Linked DNA regions of Homo sapiens: region 2 is linked to region 1. Evidence: chromatin contacts called from ENCODE POLR2A ChIA-PET data. All regions are on one chromosome and are shown on one strand. Each heading gives the region's core, a stretch centred on a gene start or an enhancer-like site at or near the end of the contact. The rest is flanking DNA. Distances are from core to core; before and after follow the strand shown.

Evidence for each region. ChIA-PET counts read pairs that join two places held with the same protein, here RNA polymerase II (POLR2A).
Region 2: POLR2A ChIA-PET joins it to region 1 with 21 read pairs in H1. The contact joins two enhancer-like sites. POLR2A ChIA-PET finds 5 or more read pairs at or near these places in 4 of 52 experiments (CD8-positive, alpha-beta memory T cell, H1, Panc1 and 1 more).

The regions. Positions count from the first base shown.
Region 1 is chr16:67,510,441-67,518,265 of GRCh38, reverse strand. It overlaps LOC100505942 (a long non-coding RNA gene), which reads left to right. Exons shown (of 2, transcript NR_104656.1): 2 at 1-560. Among named protein-coding and RNA genes, the nearest start is that of RIPOR1, 14 kb to the left of the region's middle. RefSeq lists an enhancer at 1-124 and silencers at 3,445-3,614, 3,747-3,934. Within about 2 kb of position 3,730, at least 4 of the 41 ENCODE cell types and tissues checked have a DNase peak (open chromatin) inside an H3K27ac peak, as active enhancers do.
Region 2 is chr16:67,694,157-67,701,981 of GRCh38, reverse strand. All of the region lies in intron 1 of GFOD2 (Gfo/Idh/MocA-like oxidoreductase domain containing 2), which reads left to right. Among named protein-coding and RNA genes, the nearest start is that of GFOD2, 21 kb to the left of the region's middle. Within about 2 kb of position 4,426, at least 3 of the 41 ENCODE cell types and tissues checked have a DNase peak (open chromatin) inside an H3K27ac peak, as active enhancers do.

The DNA.
Region 1 (7,825 bases), core at 2,481-4,980:
TGTGCTGAGGTGTGACCTCCCTCACCCTGCCTTGGCTGCGTGGGGCACCGTCTCTCCAGGACTCACCCTGCCCCCCAATAGACTGAAGTCTGAAGATCAGCCCAGTCTTCCTTCAGGCCTCAATGCCCTCTCACTTCCCCAGCCCGAGGGACTCCTGGCTCTTCTCGGAGGCTGCTCTGTGGGGTCCCTCCCTTGGGCCTTTGCTAATGCTGTGCCCTCTGCCTGTGCCAGAGGTGGGCCTGGGCCCGTTTCTCAGGGAGCTCCTGAACACCAAGAAATTGAATTGCTTTGTAAATAAACAAAAAGTGCCAAACAAGCCTGCCTGTCACTTGGGAGATGGCCCGTCTCTGCCCCACCAAATTTGCTAATCAAACAAATAACCTAAAATAGAATAGAAAGAACTCATCTAGACTTTTCTTGTACCTCTGCTCCCCAAACAGCTTCTCTTTTCAGGTCTCCGGAGCAGCCCTGTTCTCTCTAGCCCAGGCCTCTGTCAAAAATTCAGCCTGACCTTAATTAATTAATTATTATTATTTTTAATTAAAAAATTTTTAAATATATACAGACGGGTGGGTGTGGTGGCTCATGCCTGTAATCCCAGCACTTTGGAAGGCTGAGGCTGGCGGATCACCTGAGATCAGGAGTTTGAGACCAGCCTGGCCAACACGGCGAAACCCCATCAACTCTACTAAAAATACAAAAATTAGTTGGGCATGGTGATGCATGCCTATAACCCCAGCTACTAGGGAGGTTGAGGCAGGAGAGTCGCTTGAACCCAGGAACCCAAGCAATATATATACACAAACGAGGTTTCACCATGTTGCCCAGGCTGATCTTGAACTCCTGAGCTTAAGCAATCCACCCGCCTTGGCCTCCCAAAGTGTTGAGATTACAGCCATGAGCCACTGTGCCCGGCCTTATTATTTGAGTAAAGGTCTCACTCTTTCACCCAGGCTGGAGTGCAGTGTCATGATCATGGCTCACTGCAACTTTTAACTCCTGGGTTCACGTGATCTTGCCTCAGCTTCCTGAGTAGCTAGGACTATAAGTGTGTGCCAGCATGCCCAGCTAATTTCTTTTTTTAAATTTTTTTGTAAAGACAAGGTCTCACTATTTTGCCCAGGCTAGTCTTGAACTACTGCGCTCAAGCAATCCTCCCGCCTCAACCTCCCAGAGTGTTGGGATTACAGATATAAGCCACCGTGCCCAGCCTCAGCTTGAACTTTATATCTGAACGATCCTCCCGTAGGTGTTGGAGAAGCCTTCCAGGACCCCCATCCCAAACCTTCCTCCTTCTCACTTAACACAAGTGCAATGACTTGCTCAATGGCTGTGAGCTCTGTGGGGCCAGGGATGGTGGTGCCTCATTCACCAATCCATGTGCACTGCCTTCCATAGGAACTGGATGGATGCTCAATGACTCTCTGTTGGATTATGAATGGCAGGGGGCCTTGGGCACTGGGATATTGTCTTCCTCTCTGGAGCTGCCCAGTTTTTTGTTTTTTGGTTGTTTTTTTTTTTTTTTTTGCTGAGTAGGTGCATCTCAGTCTTCTATTAATAAATTGCCCGGAGGCACAGACTCTCTCAGGCAAGCCGTCTGGTTCCTTGCTATTTCGCTAGTCTTTCTCACTGTTGTTTTTCTCCCTGAGTTTCCACCGGAGCAAGCGGCTTGACAGTTTCACACTAAAACTAAACACTTTCCCCAAGATTCATCCTTCCTTAGTTCCTGGAATCTGCTTTTCATCTTTCTTGGCTTAGAAAGCCAGTGACTCATTTACTGATCCAGGATTCACTTCTCCACTGGAATTTCTTGCAGGAAATCTGAGAGTGGCAGGTGACATCATTTTTCACTCCGCCTGCCCCCTCTTGTCTCTGAATTTACTTATCTAAAACTCCAGATTTGTTGAATTGTAAGAGGCAATGGAGTTGTTAGTTTTTCCTTTAATTTAGGTAGCCCTCATTACACCACGGCCCTGTACTCCTAGGGGCTCACCCCAGGGCCTTTGTAGAGCTTCCAAGGCCCCCAACCTCCAAACCTTACAAAATCACCTGTGTTTCCTTGCTAAGTTTCCACATAATGACAACAACTGGCTCTCACTGGAAATCTAGAAAGCCATAGGTTTATTTCTAATGTACTTTCAAAATGCCAACCCTTCTCACCCTTTCTAGCTACCCAGAAATCACACATACACACAAGTACAATTCCTAATTTGTAATAATCTAAAAGCTCAAATGAAAATTATAGAGTCCATAGCCTGAACATAGTCAGTGTTTATGCTGTGACTGAAATGACCTAGGGGTTTGGTCTAGGTCCTGCTGCTCGCCACACAGAAAGCCAATCACTGAAACGAGTATTGCCAGGAAAGAAGGCTTTATTCATGTATTGCAGCTGAGATGAGAGATCAGTCTCAAATCCGTCTCTTTGACTGAACGAAATTAGGGGTTTAGGCCAGGTGTGGTGGCTCATGCCTGTAATCCCAGCACTTTGGGAGGCGGAGGGGGGGCAGATCACGAGCTCAGGAGTTTGAGACCAGCCTGGCCAACATGGCAAAACCCCGTCTGTACTAAAAATACAAAAATCAACCAGGCGTGATGGTGTGTGCTGATAATCCCAGCTACTCAGGAGGCTGATGCAGGAGAATCACTGAACCCAGGAGGCAGAGGTTGCAGTGAGCCAAGATCGTGCCACTGCACTCCAGCCTCAGTGACAGAGCCAGACTTTGTATCAAAAAAAAAAAAAAAAAAAAAAAAAAAAAAAAAGGCCGGGCGCAGTGGCTCACGCCTGTAATCCCAGCACTTTGGGAGGCCGAGGTGGGCAGATCCCCTGAGGTCAGGGGTTCGAGACCAGCCTGGCCAGCATGATGAAACCCCATCTCTACTAAAAATACAAAAAATTAGCCAGACATGGTGGCAGGTGCCTGTAATCCCAGCTACTCAGGAGGCTGAGGTGGGAGAATTGCCTGAACCTGGGAAGCAGAGGTTGCAGTGAGCCAAGATCATGCCACTGCACTGTAGCCTGGGCAACAAGAGCGAAACTCTGTCTCAAAAAAAAAAAAAAGATTTTAAGGGTTTATATAGCAGGCTAGAAATGTGATCTTGTATGGGAAAACAGGAATTAGGGAAGGGCAAGGAAGAGGAGTTGGTCAATAGGAAGCAGGTGGCTGGTTAGGCAGTTATTTATTTATTTATTTAGAGACACATTCTTACTCTGTCACCCAGGCTGCAGTGCAGTGGCGCGATCTTGGCTCACTGAAACCTCTGCCTCCTGGGTTCAAGTGATTCTTGTGCCTCAGCCTCTCAAGTAGCTGGGATTACAGGCATGCCACCATGCCTGGCTAATTTTTGTACTTTTAGGAGAGATGGGGTTTTGCCATGTTGGCCAGGCTGGTCTCAAACTCCTGACCTCAGGTGATCCGCCTGCCTCAGTCTCCCAAAGTGCTAGGATTACAGGTGTGAGCCACTGCACCCAGCATGATTAGGCAGTTATGATGGGTATGGGGTCTGGTAACATATTGTCCAGATGCAGTGATCTGTAAAGTTTCAGTTCCTTGATACTACCTGGGAGGCCTGATGGTTGGTTTCCTGAGAAAGGAACTAATCAATAGATCGGAGCAAGAACAGAGCTGTAGGGCTATAACCCCCGTGAACTGAGAAGACCAAGTGAGAAGTTCCCAGGAAGTCCCAAAAGGAGAGCAAGCGTAAACATGCACCCACAAGGGGGCGTGCATTTACTGTCTTTCAATTAAAAACAATTTTTTTTTTGAGTCAGCGTCTTGGTCTGGTGTGCAATGGTGCAATCACAGTTCACTGTAACCTCCAACTCCTGAGCTCAAGCGATCCTCCCGCCTCAGCCTTCCAAGTAGCTAGGACCACAGGCTCGTGCCACCATACCTGGCTAATTTTATTTTTTAATTTTAATGATTTTTTTTTTTGAGACAGGGTCTTGCTCTGTCACTCAGGCTGCAGTGCAGTGACATGATCATGGCTCACTGCAGCCTCAACCTCTTGGACTCAAGCAATCCTCCCATCTTAGCCTCCAAAGTAGCTGGGATCACAGGCATGTACCACCACACCTGGCTAATTTTTGTATTTTTTTGTAAGACATGGTCTCGCTATGTTGCCTAGGCTCATCTCCCATTCTGAGGCTCAAGAGCTCCACCTGCTTCAGCCCCTGCAAAGTGCTGGGATTACAGGTGTGAGCCACAGTGCCCAGCCCATTTGAGTATATTATTTGGATAAATATTTATTTTACACAGTTTTTTTTTGTAGAAATGGGGTCTTGCTATATTGCCCAGGCTGGTCTCAAACTCCTGGGCTCAAGCAATCCTCCCACCTCAGCCTCCCAAGTAGCTAGGACTACAGGTGTGTACTACCACACTTGGCTCTTTACCCACTTTTGCACTGAGTTGTTTGATTTGCAAATATTTTTTCCCATCCTGTGGATTGTCTTGTCTTTTCACTCTCTTTTTTTTTTTTTTGAGCCGGAGTCTTGCTCTGTCACCCAGGCTGGAGTGCAGTGGCACAATCTCGGCTCACTGCAAGCTCCGCCTCTTGGGTTCAAATGAGGCTACTCCTCCTGAGTAGCTGAGATTACAAGCGTGTGCCACAATACCCAGCTAATTTTTGTATTTTTAGTAGAGACAGTATTTCACCATGTTGGTCGGGCTGGTCTTGAACTCCTGACCTCATGATCTCCCCGCCTCAGCCTACCTAAGTGCTGGGATTACAGGCTTGAGACACCGCGCTACCATACTCAGCCTTTTTTTTTTTTTTTTGAGATGGAGTCTCGCTCTGTCGCCAGGCTGGACTGCAGTAGGGCGATCTTGGCTCACTGCAACCTCCACCTCCTGGGTTCAGGTGATTCTCCCGTCTCAGCCTCCCAAGTAGCTGGGACTAAAGGCGTGCTCCAACACACCCGGATAATTTTTGTATTTTTAGTAGAGATGGGGTTTCACCATGTTGGCCAGGATGGTCTCAATCGCTTGACCTCGTGATCCGCCCACCTGGGCCTCCCAAAGTGCTGGGATTACAGGCGTGAGCCACCACGCCTGGCCGAGTCTTTTCTTTTTAAATTATTTTTAAACTTCTTTTTTTGTTTGTTTTTTTGAGACAGCATCTCACTCTGTTGCCCAGGCTGAAGTGCAGTGGCATGACCATAGCTCCTTGCAGCCTTGAACTCCTGGGCTCAAGGGATCCTCCCACCTCAGCCTCCCGAGTAGCTGGGCCAACAGGTGCATGTCACCACTCCTGGTTAATTTTTTTTTTTTTTTTTTTTTTTGAGACGGAGTTTCACTCTATCGCCCAGGCTGGAGTGCAGTGGCGTGATCTTGGCTCACTGCAAGCTCTGCCTCCCGGGTTCACGCCATTCTCCTGCCTCAGCCTCCCAAGTAGCTGGGACTACAGGCGCCCGCCACCACGCCCGGCTAATTTTTTGTATTTTTAGTAGAGACGGGGTTTCATCGTGTTAGCCAGGATGGTCTCGATCTCCTGACCTTGTGATCCGCCCGCCTCAGCCTCCTAAAGTGCTGGGATTACAGGCGTGAGCCACCGCGCCTGGCCCACTCCTGGTTAATTTTTAAATATTCTGTAGAGATGGGATCTTCCTATGTTTCCCAGGCTGGGCAACATAACAACATAATAACATAACATAAAATAATTTTAAAGGTGATAGGCCGGGTGTGGGGACTCATGCCTGTAATCCCAGCATTTAGGGATGCTGAGGTGGAAGGATTGCTTGAGCCCCGGAGTTCGAGACTAGCCTGGGCAACATAGAGAGCCTCAGCCTCACCTGATCTCCCTTCCTTCTCCTCCCTGGGGTTCACGGCTGGCCACCAGCCTGTCCTGTCATTCCTGTCATCTGCCTGACTCCCTCCTGCACAGAGGTTCAACAGCAGGCCAGCTTCAGGTTCCTGCACCTCTGGCAAAACATCTTGCCTCTTTTTACTTGTCAAAATGATGACAGAATGACTTCAAAGATACATTCACAAAAGCCACCTTCCTATCCCATCACTGAGGCTTCACCAGAGAGCTTACTACCCCAGGGCTGCGTACACCGTCGCCCTCACAGCAGGGTTCTAACTTTGCCTCCCCCATCGCCTGAGAGTGAGATGGAGAGCTCTGGGCAGGTGGACCCCCTCCAGATTAGTTCAGAAAGTCTGCATAACTACAATTGTTTTTTAAAAAAAAACCTTGCAATGTGGGTATAAATTTTTGCCCCAGGACCAGGCACAGTTACTCATGCCTGTAGTCCCAGCACTTTGGGAGGCCAAGGCAGGTGGATCGCTGGAGGCCAGGAGTTCAAGACCAGCCTGGCCAACATGGCAAAAACCTGTCTCTGCTAAAAATACAAAAATCACGGCCTGGCGTGGTGGCTCATGCTTGTAATCCTAGCACTTTGGGAGGCCGAGGCTGGCAAATTGCCTAAGCTCAGGAGTTTGAGACCAGCCTGGGCAACACGGTGAAACCCTGTCTCTGCTAAAAAAAAATACAAAAAATTAGCTGGGAGTGGTGGCGTGCACCTGTAGTCCCAGCTACTCAGGAGGCTGAGGCAGGAGGATTGCTTGAACCCAGGAGGTGGAGGTTGCAGTGAGCCGAGATCACACCAGCCTGGGCAACAGAGCAAGACTCCCTCTCCAAAAAAATTAATACTAATAACACAAAAATCAGCCAGGCATGGTGGCATGTGCCTATAATCCCAGCTACTTGGGTGGCTGAGGAATGAGAATTGCTTGAACCCGGGAGGCAGAGGCTGCAGTGAGCCGAGATTGCACCATTGCACTCCAGTCTGGGTGACAGAGCGAGACCCTGGTCTCAAAAACAAACAAAACAAACAAACAAACAAACAAACACATCAGGCGCAGTTGCTCACACCTGTAATTCCAGCACTTTGGGAGGCCAAGGCAGGTGGATCATTTGAGGTCAGGAGTTCGAGACCAGCCTGGCCAACATGGTGAAACCCTGACTCTACTAAAAATACAAAAAAAATTAGCCAGAAGTGGCCAGGCGCGGTGGCTCACGCCTGTAATCCCAGCACTTTGGGAGGCCAAGGCGGGCAGATCATGAGGTCAGGAGATCGAGACCATCCTGGCTAACATGATGAAACCCTGTCTCTACTAAAAATACAAAAAAAAAAAAAAAAAAAAACCCGGGAGGCTGAGGCAGGAGAATGGCGTGAACCAGGGAGGCAGAGCTTGCAGTGAGCCGAGATTGCACCACTGCACTCCAGCCTGGGTGACAGAGCGAGACTCTGTCTCAAAAAAAAAAAAAAAAAAAAAAAAATTAGCCGGGTGTAGTGGCAGGTGCCTGTAGTCCCAGCTACTTGGGAGGCTGAGGCAGGAGAATGGGGTGAATCCAGGAGGTGGAACTTGCAGTGAGCCGTGATCGTGCCACTGCACTCCAGCCTGGGTGACAGAGCAAGACTCTGTCTCAAAAAAAAAATTAGCTGGGAGTGGTGGCGTGTGCCTGGAGTCCTAGGTACTTGGGAGGCTGAGGCAGGAGAATCGCTTGAACCTGAGAGGAGGAGGTTGCAGTGAGCCAAGATCACTCCACTGCACTCTCCCATGCCTGGAAGACAGAGCAAGACTCCATCTCAAAAAAAAAAAAATTTCTCTTCCAAATACCACCTTTGTGCAAGAAACATCAATCTGAATCTGAATTCCCTTCTGCCAAGTAATTACAGTCATGCAGCACTTAACAATGGTAATATGTTCTGAGAAGTAAGTCCTATTTTATCATTGTGTGAACATCACAGACTGTACTTACACAACCCCAGATGGTATAGCCTACTACACGCCTAGGCTACAAACCTGCACAGCATGTTACTGTG
Region 2 (7,825 bases), core at 3,177-5,676, 180 kb before region 1:
GCTGGGGTTCTACAGACTAGATACACAGAAGGTAAGATGATGTTCAGGCAGTCTGGGAAAAAACAATTCACAAATCTCAGCCTCCACACCAAAGTCTCAACAGTCGGGCCTTTTGGGTTCCATGTTTCTCTTAAGGACACTGCAGTTTCTCAGTCACTTAGGCTTAAAACTTCAGGGTCTTTTTTTTTTTTTTTTTAAGTGGGGTCAGTCACATTGATTGAAGTATAATTTACAGAACAGTGAAGTTTATCCTTTTTCTGTATATTCTGTGCTATCAGTTTTGACAAATGCTGTCATGTAATTGCCACCCTAGACAAGATACAGAACAGTTTCATCACCCCACAAAAATTCCCCTGTGCCCCTTTGTTGTCTACACTTAGCCCCAGTTCCAACCCTTGACAACCACTGATCTACTCTTTGTCCCTATAGTTTTGCTTTTCCATTATGGCATTTAAATGGGATCACACAGTATGGTGCCTTTAAGTAGGGCATCTTTCAGTTAGCAGAATGCATTTGAGATTTGTTCATTGTGGCATATATCCGTAGTATGTTCTTTCTATTGCTGAATAGTATCCATTGGCGTTGATATACTACTGTTTATCTGTTTACCTATTGAAGGATATTTGTGTTGATTACAAGATGTGGCAATTATGAATAAAGCTGCTGTAGACATTCACATATAGGTTTTTGTGTGAATATAAGTTTTCATTTCTCTTGGTAAGTACTAAACCTAGAAGTAGGATTGCTAGGTTGTGTGATAGGTATCTATTTAGCTTTATAAGATGGCAAACTTTTCCAAAGTGGCTATATTATTTTACATTTTCGCCAATAATGAATAGTTGCTTCCTACCCTTGCCAGTATTTGATATCAGGTTTTCTGAATTTCAGACATTGTAATGTGTATTTAATAAGTTTTAATTTGTATTTCTTTTTTTTTTTTTTTTTGAGACAGAGTCTCACTCTGTCACCCAGGCTGGAGAGCAGTGGCACAATCTCGGCTCACTACAACCTCCGCCTCCTGGGTTCAAGCGATTCTCCTGCCTCAGCCTCCTGAGTAGCTGGGATTACAGGCGTGCACCACCATGCCTGGCTAATTTTTTTTTTTTTTTCTAGTAGGAACGGGGTTTCACCATGTTGGCCAGGCTGGTCTCAAACTCCTGATCTCGGGTGATCCGCCCGCCTCGGCCTCCCAAAGTGCTGGGATTACAGGCATGAGCCACTGAACCCAGCCTTAATTTGTTTTTTGTTTGTTTGTTTGTTTTGTTTTTTTGAGATGGAGTCTTGCTCTGTCACCCAGGCTGGAGTGCAGTGGCACAATCTCAGTTCACTGCAACCTCTACCTCACGACTTCAAGCAGTTCTCCTGCCTCACCCTTCCAAGCAGCTGGGATTACAGGCACCCGCCACCATGCCTGGCTAATTTTTGTATTTTTAGTAGAGGCAGGGTTTCACCATGTTGGCCAGGCTGGTCTCAAACTCCTGACCTCAGGTGAGCCACCGTGCCCGGCCTTAATTTGTATTTCTAATTAATGCTGTCTAATGACTACTGATACGGTAAGTTATAGTAATTGATTTTATTTTTTAAATTAAATTTAATTTTTTTTTTTTGAGACGGAGTCTCACTGTGTTGCCCAGGCTGGAGTGCAGTGGCACGATCTCAGCTCACTGCAACCTCTGCTTCCCGGGTTCAAGCAGTTCTCCTGCCTCAGCCTCCTAAGTAGCTGAGACTACAGGCACATACTGTCATGACCGGCTAATTTTTTTGTATTTTAGTAGAGATGGGGTTTTACCTTGTTGCCCAGGCTGGTCGCAAACTCCTGAGCTCAGGCAATCTGCCCACCTTGGCCTCCCAAAGTGCTGGGATTATAGGCGTGAGCCACCGCGCCTGGCCTAGTTTTTATTTTTTTGAGGCAGGGTCATGCTCTTGTTGCCCAGGCTGAAGTGTAGTGGTGCAAAAATGGCTCACTGCAACCTCCACCTCCCAGGCTCAAGTGTTCCTCCCTCCTGAGCCTCCTGAGTAGCCACAGGTGTGTGCCACTGCACCTGGCTTTTTTTGTTTGTTTTTTGTAGAGACAGGGTTTCACCATGTTCACCAGGCTGGTCTTGAACTCCTGGCCTCCCAAAATTCTGGGATTACAGGTGAGCCACTGCACCTGGCCTTTTTTTTTTTTCTTTTTCAGTTAAACATTTTGCTATCCAGGCTGGGCGCGGTGGCTTGCTCCTGTTACCCCAGCACTTTGGGAGGCTGAGGCTGGTGGATCGCTTGAGGCCAGGAGTTTGAGACCAGCCTGGCCAACATGGCAAAACCCCTTCTCTACAAAATGTACAAAAATTAGCCAGGCGTGGTGGTACACATCTGTGGTCCCAGCTGCTCGGGTGGCTGAGGCACGAGAATCACCTGAACCCAGGAGGCGGAGGTTGCAGTAAGCCGAGATTGCGCCACTGCATTCCAGTCTGGGTGACAGAGTGAGACTCTGTCTCAAACCAAACTAACAAACAAAAAAACACCACATTCTCCTATCCAATAGTAGTTGATTTTAGAATGTTGAGCCAGCCTTGCATTCCTGGGATTAAACCCCTGTTGGTCATGGTGTATTTTTTTTTTAATTTTTATTTATTTTTGTTTTGTTTTGTTTTTTAGAGATGAAGTCTTGCTCTGTTGCCCAGGCTGGAGTGCCAGTGGTGCGATCTCAGCTCACTGCAGCCTCTGCCTCTTTGGTTCCAGCGATTCTGCTGCCTCAGCCTCCTGGGTAGCTGGGACTACAGGTACCCACCATCACGTCTGGCTAATTTTTTGTATTTTTAGTAGAGACGGGGTTTCACCATGTCAGCCAGGATGGTCTCAATCTCCTAACCTCATGATCCGCCCGCCTTGGCCTCCCAAAGTGCTGGGATTACAGGTGTGAGCCACCACGCCCAGCCACATTGCTAGATTTAATTTGCTAATATTTTGTTGAGGATTTTTGTGCCTAAGTTTATGAGACGTATTGGTCTATAGTTCAGTTATTTATTTTATTTTATTTTTTTGGCTCTCCCACCCTGCTGATAATCCCAAATCCTAGTGATAACTGTCTGCTCCATTTCATTCCCTCCATTAGACCCTCCTTATGTCTTACTTGATATCCTAACTGGTTCTCTGTGTCTAATGTCTCCTAAACTCTATCCTACCTACGTCTTTCTGCCAAATTAAAGAAAAAAAATGCAGGCCGGGCACAGTGGCTCACGCCTGTAATCCCAACACTTCGGGAGGCCGAGGTGGGCAGATCACCAGAGGTCAGGAGTTCGAGACCAGCCTGGCCAATATGGGGAAACCCCGTGTCTACTAAAAATGCAAAAATTAGCTGGGCATGGTGGCGCACACCTGTAATCCCAGCTGCTCGGGAAGCTGAGGCAGGAGACTTGCTTGAACCTGGAAGCAGAGGTTGCAATGAGCCAAGATCACGCCACTGCACTCCAGCCTGGGTGACAGAGCAAGACTCCATCTCAAAGAAAAAGAAAAAGAAAAAAAATCCAATGGTTCTTATTGCTTACCTGCATTAGTCAAGGTCTAGACAGGAAACAGTCAGTGTACTCAAAGGGTTAATTAAAAACTCTTTAATGAAGGGATTATTCACAATAGTGTGAGTAGTAAAGGAAACATACAAGGGATAGTGGAGCACCCAGGGACTGGCAAGGTAGTGTCCCCACCCTAGGTGCAATGACGGAGTGGGGATGTGTCACTGGAACCCAGCAAAAGCAATGGCCATGGGAGAGAGGGGTCCTCTAAAGGAGCTGTGACCTTGGTTAAGGAACACAGCTCTGCCAGAACCATATCCTGGGAGGGAGAGAAGGCAAAAAATAAACACCTTGGCCTTTCCTCCTGCTCGCTGATCTCTTCCTGGTTCTTTCCCTTGGCTGGACTCAGATGGAAGCCAGAGGACCTGGAGCCCAGGGCTTTAGAGACTGACCTTCTGACTCCAGAGACAAAAAGCAGGGCAGAGAGGATCAGGTAGGGAAGGAGGAGCAGACCAAGAATACTGAGCACACCCACCTGTCAAAGTCCAAACTCTTGAGATTAACACTTTACGCCACCAGTTCTGGCTCCTACTCACCTTGCTGACTTGTCACCCCTGAAATTAGGACTTTTCATCTTTTTATGTCCCACAGCTCCCTCGTTAGCTCCTCAGAAAAGGTGAGACATTGACCAGATTAGTATTGGTTTTGAACAGTGGATCAGAGGCAAACAGTCACCCCCAGAGCAGACAGTGGAAGGAACTTGCCTGGCTCACACTCATGAGGAAGGATGGAAGAAGAGTTGCTCCACACATGCACATGTTACAAAATGACTCTTTTTCTTTCTTGTTTTTATAGAGGCTCAGAGAAGTGAAGTAACCTGCTCAAGGTTTCATGCTGGTTGTAGCAGGTCATGCACACAGCCAGGCGTGGAACCCTGGGAGAGTTACCTCACCTCTTTGAGCATGTTTTCTTATCTGTACAACAGGGTTGCATGGAACAAGGGACAGACTAAACACTGGCTGCCCTATTATACTCACTTCATATTAGCTCAGAATTATGACCCTCATATTTCTACTCAACTTTTGAAGAAGAGACATCTAAGTCAGTCACAGATAGTTAACAGATATCTTTTTTTCAGAAAAAGATTCCCTATGTACTGACTCATATCTAATTGGCCAGGCCCAATTATAAGTATTCTACAAATATTAACTCAATCCTTAAATCCCCTGTGAGGTAGATAAAATTTCCCCATTTTACAGATGAGGAAATGGAGATACAGAGTGACTAAAGGACTTACCTGAGGTCACCCAGCTGGAAAGTGACAGAGCCAGGATTTGAACCCAGGCAAGGCCTTGTCAAATTGTATATAGCCTGTCCTGCCAAGGCACACTTCATTCCTGACCAGCATGTGGTGATGGGAAATGTATGTGGTCTTGGCAGGACTGGGTTTGTGGAGATCTTTGGAGGCATCTGAAGGATATGTGCAAGGATGTTAAAGACAAAGAGTGGGGAAATTTTAGGGGTGAGAAAGGGTAGCCACTGAAATTAACAAGGAAAACCAGCTCTGCCTGCTTGGGCAGGAAATACCTAGTCAGCAAGCCTGCCTGCCTTCATGCCATCTGGCTTCCTCGGGGGCCAGCCAATACCCCTTTATGGGAGTTGATGAAGCTTCCCTTTGAGTCAGTGGCAGTAAAACAGGTTATTAAAAATTTTTCGGCCGGGCGCAGTGGCTCACGCCTATAATCCCGGCACTTTGGGAGGCTGAGGCAGGCGGATCACGAGGTCAGGAGATCCAGACCATCCTGGCTAACATGGTGAAACCCCGTCTCTACTGAAAATACAAAAAATTAGCCGGGTGTGGTGGTGGGTGCCTGTAGTCCCAGCTACTCGGGAGGCTGAGGCAGGAGAATGGCGTGAATCCAGGAGGCAGAGCTTGCAGTGAGCCAAGAGCGCGCCACTGCACTCCAGCCTGGGTGACGGAGCGAGACTGTCTCAAAAAAGAAAAAAAATTCTAGTCCATTCTGTTGTTTTAAGCTACCGATACTTATATATATTTTTCACTTCATATTGGCTCAAAATTATCATCCTCATATTCCTACACAGCTTTTGAAGAGGAGACATCTAAGTTGGTCATAGATACGTAATAGATCATTTAAAAAAAAAAAAAAGATTCCCGGCCGGGCGCGGTGGCTCACGCCTGTAATCCTAACACTTTGGGAGGCTGAGGCGGGCAGATCACGAGGTCAAGAGATCGGGACCATCCTGTCCAACATGGTGAAACCCCGTCTCTACTAAAAATACAAAAAATTAGCCAGGCATGGTGGCGGGCTCCTGTAATCGCAGCTACTTGGAAGGCTGAGGCAGGAGAATCGCTTGAACCTGGGAGGTGGAGGTTGCAGTGAGCCGAGATCGTGCCATTGCACCACTCCAGCCTGGGCAAAAAGAGCGAAACTCGATCTCAAAAAAAAAAAAAGGGTTCCCTATGTAGTGGATACATACATTCCCTATATATACCCAAATACAACTAGGGTGAGAAGGAACACGGTGTGAGAGTGGAGGAGGTGTGCCCTGGGCATGAATTTAGAGAAGACATGGACTGTGTCTCACTCCCTTAGCCCTGTAACAATTAGTAATTAATGACCAACAAAATTTGGCTGGGCACAGTGGCTTATGCCTGTAATCTTAGCACTTTGGGAGGCCGAGGCAGGAGGATCACCTGAGGTCAGGAGTTCGAGACCAGCCTGGCCAATATAGTGAAACCCTGTCTCTACTAAAAATACAAAAATTAGCCAGGTATGGTGGCGCATGCCTGTAATCCCAGCTACTCGGGAGGCTGAGACAGGAGAACCGCTTGAACCCAGGAGGCTGAGGTTGCAGTGGGCCAAGATCATGCCACAGCACTCCAGCCTGGGTGACAGAAATGAGACTCCGTCTCAAAAAAAAAAAAAAAAAACTTAAGTAGAATCTCACTACTTACCTAATGCTGCATGCTTGACACTGTCAAGCTCCTATAACAGCCATAACCTGTAAATAACCAAGACACCTGTAAAAGCAGACAGTGACCAAATAGCCGAAGGGAGTCCAGGACATGAAAATTGTAGAAGATAACTGTGTGCTTGACCTGTTTTCTAAGAAAACTAGTAGAGAAGCCTGTAGGGGCAGAATTAGCAAAGAGAAAAGAGAGAGATGGTGGCTGGGCTCAGTGGCTCATGCCTGTAATCCCAGCACTTTGGGAGGTCAAGGCGGGTGGATCACCTGAGGTCAGGAGTTCGAGACCAGCCTGGCCAACATGGTAAAACCTTGTCTCTACTAAAAATACAAAGATTAGCTGGGTATGGTGGCGTGTGCCTGTAACCCCAGCTACTGAGGTAGTAGCTGAGGCAAGGAGAATCGCTTGAACCGGAGCGGCAAAGGTTGCAGTGAGCCGAGATTGCACCATTACGCTCCAGCCTAGGCGACAGAGTGAGACTCCGTCTCAAAAAAAAAAAAAAAAAAAAAAAGAGAGAGATGGAGAAAGTAGAAAAGGAAAGCAAGGTGACTGAGTGGCCACAGACAGTTTACCATCAGAAAGAATGAAAGCTGGTTAAAATAAAACAACCCCAGTGAGAGTACAGGAGGCAAGCCAAGCTTCACAGTCACAGAGAGTGGAGACAAGAGGCACGAAATTGGCAGGGATCTGGAGTTAGAGGCAGCCCAAGTCATGTGTAATTTAGTGGTTCACAAAGGAACAGGTGTACTTCAGATAGAATCGAGCAGTACAGGATGTTATACTGGGCTATGCTGACAAACCATCCCCTACTATAGACATTTTCTTAGTCCAGTACACTTGTGTCTACAGTAGGAGCAAAAGAGATGCTGGGCTTGAAAATGAAGTTGAGAAAACAATTTCTCCAGCCGTGGTGTCTCATGCCTATAATCCCAGTGCTTTGGGTGGCCGAGGTGGGAGGATCACTTGAAGCCAGGAATTTAAGACCAGCCTGGGCAACATAGTAAGATGCTGCCTCTATATTAAAATAAAATTAAAAAAAACTTTTTTATTAAAAAGCCAGGCTCAGTGGGTCACGCTTATAATCCCACCACCTTGGGAGGCTGAGCTGAGAGAATCGCTTGAGGCCAGGAGTTTGAGGCCAGAGTTTGAGACCAGCCTAGGTAACACAGTGAGACCCCATCTCTACAAAAAATAAAAAATTAGGCCAGGCTCAGTGGCTCATGCCTGTAATCCCAGCACTTCTGGAGGCCCAGGCGAGCGGATCACCTGAGGTCAGGAGTTTGAGACCAGCCTGGCGAACATGGTGAAACCCTGTCTCTACTAAAAATACAAAAAAATTAGC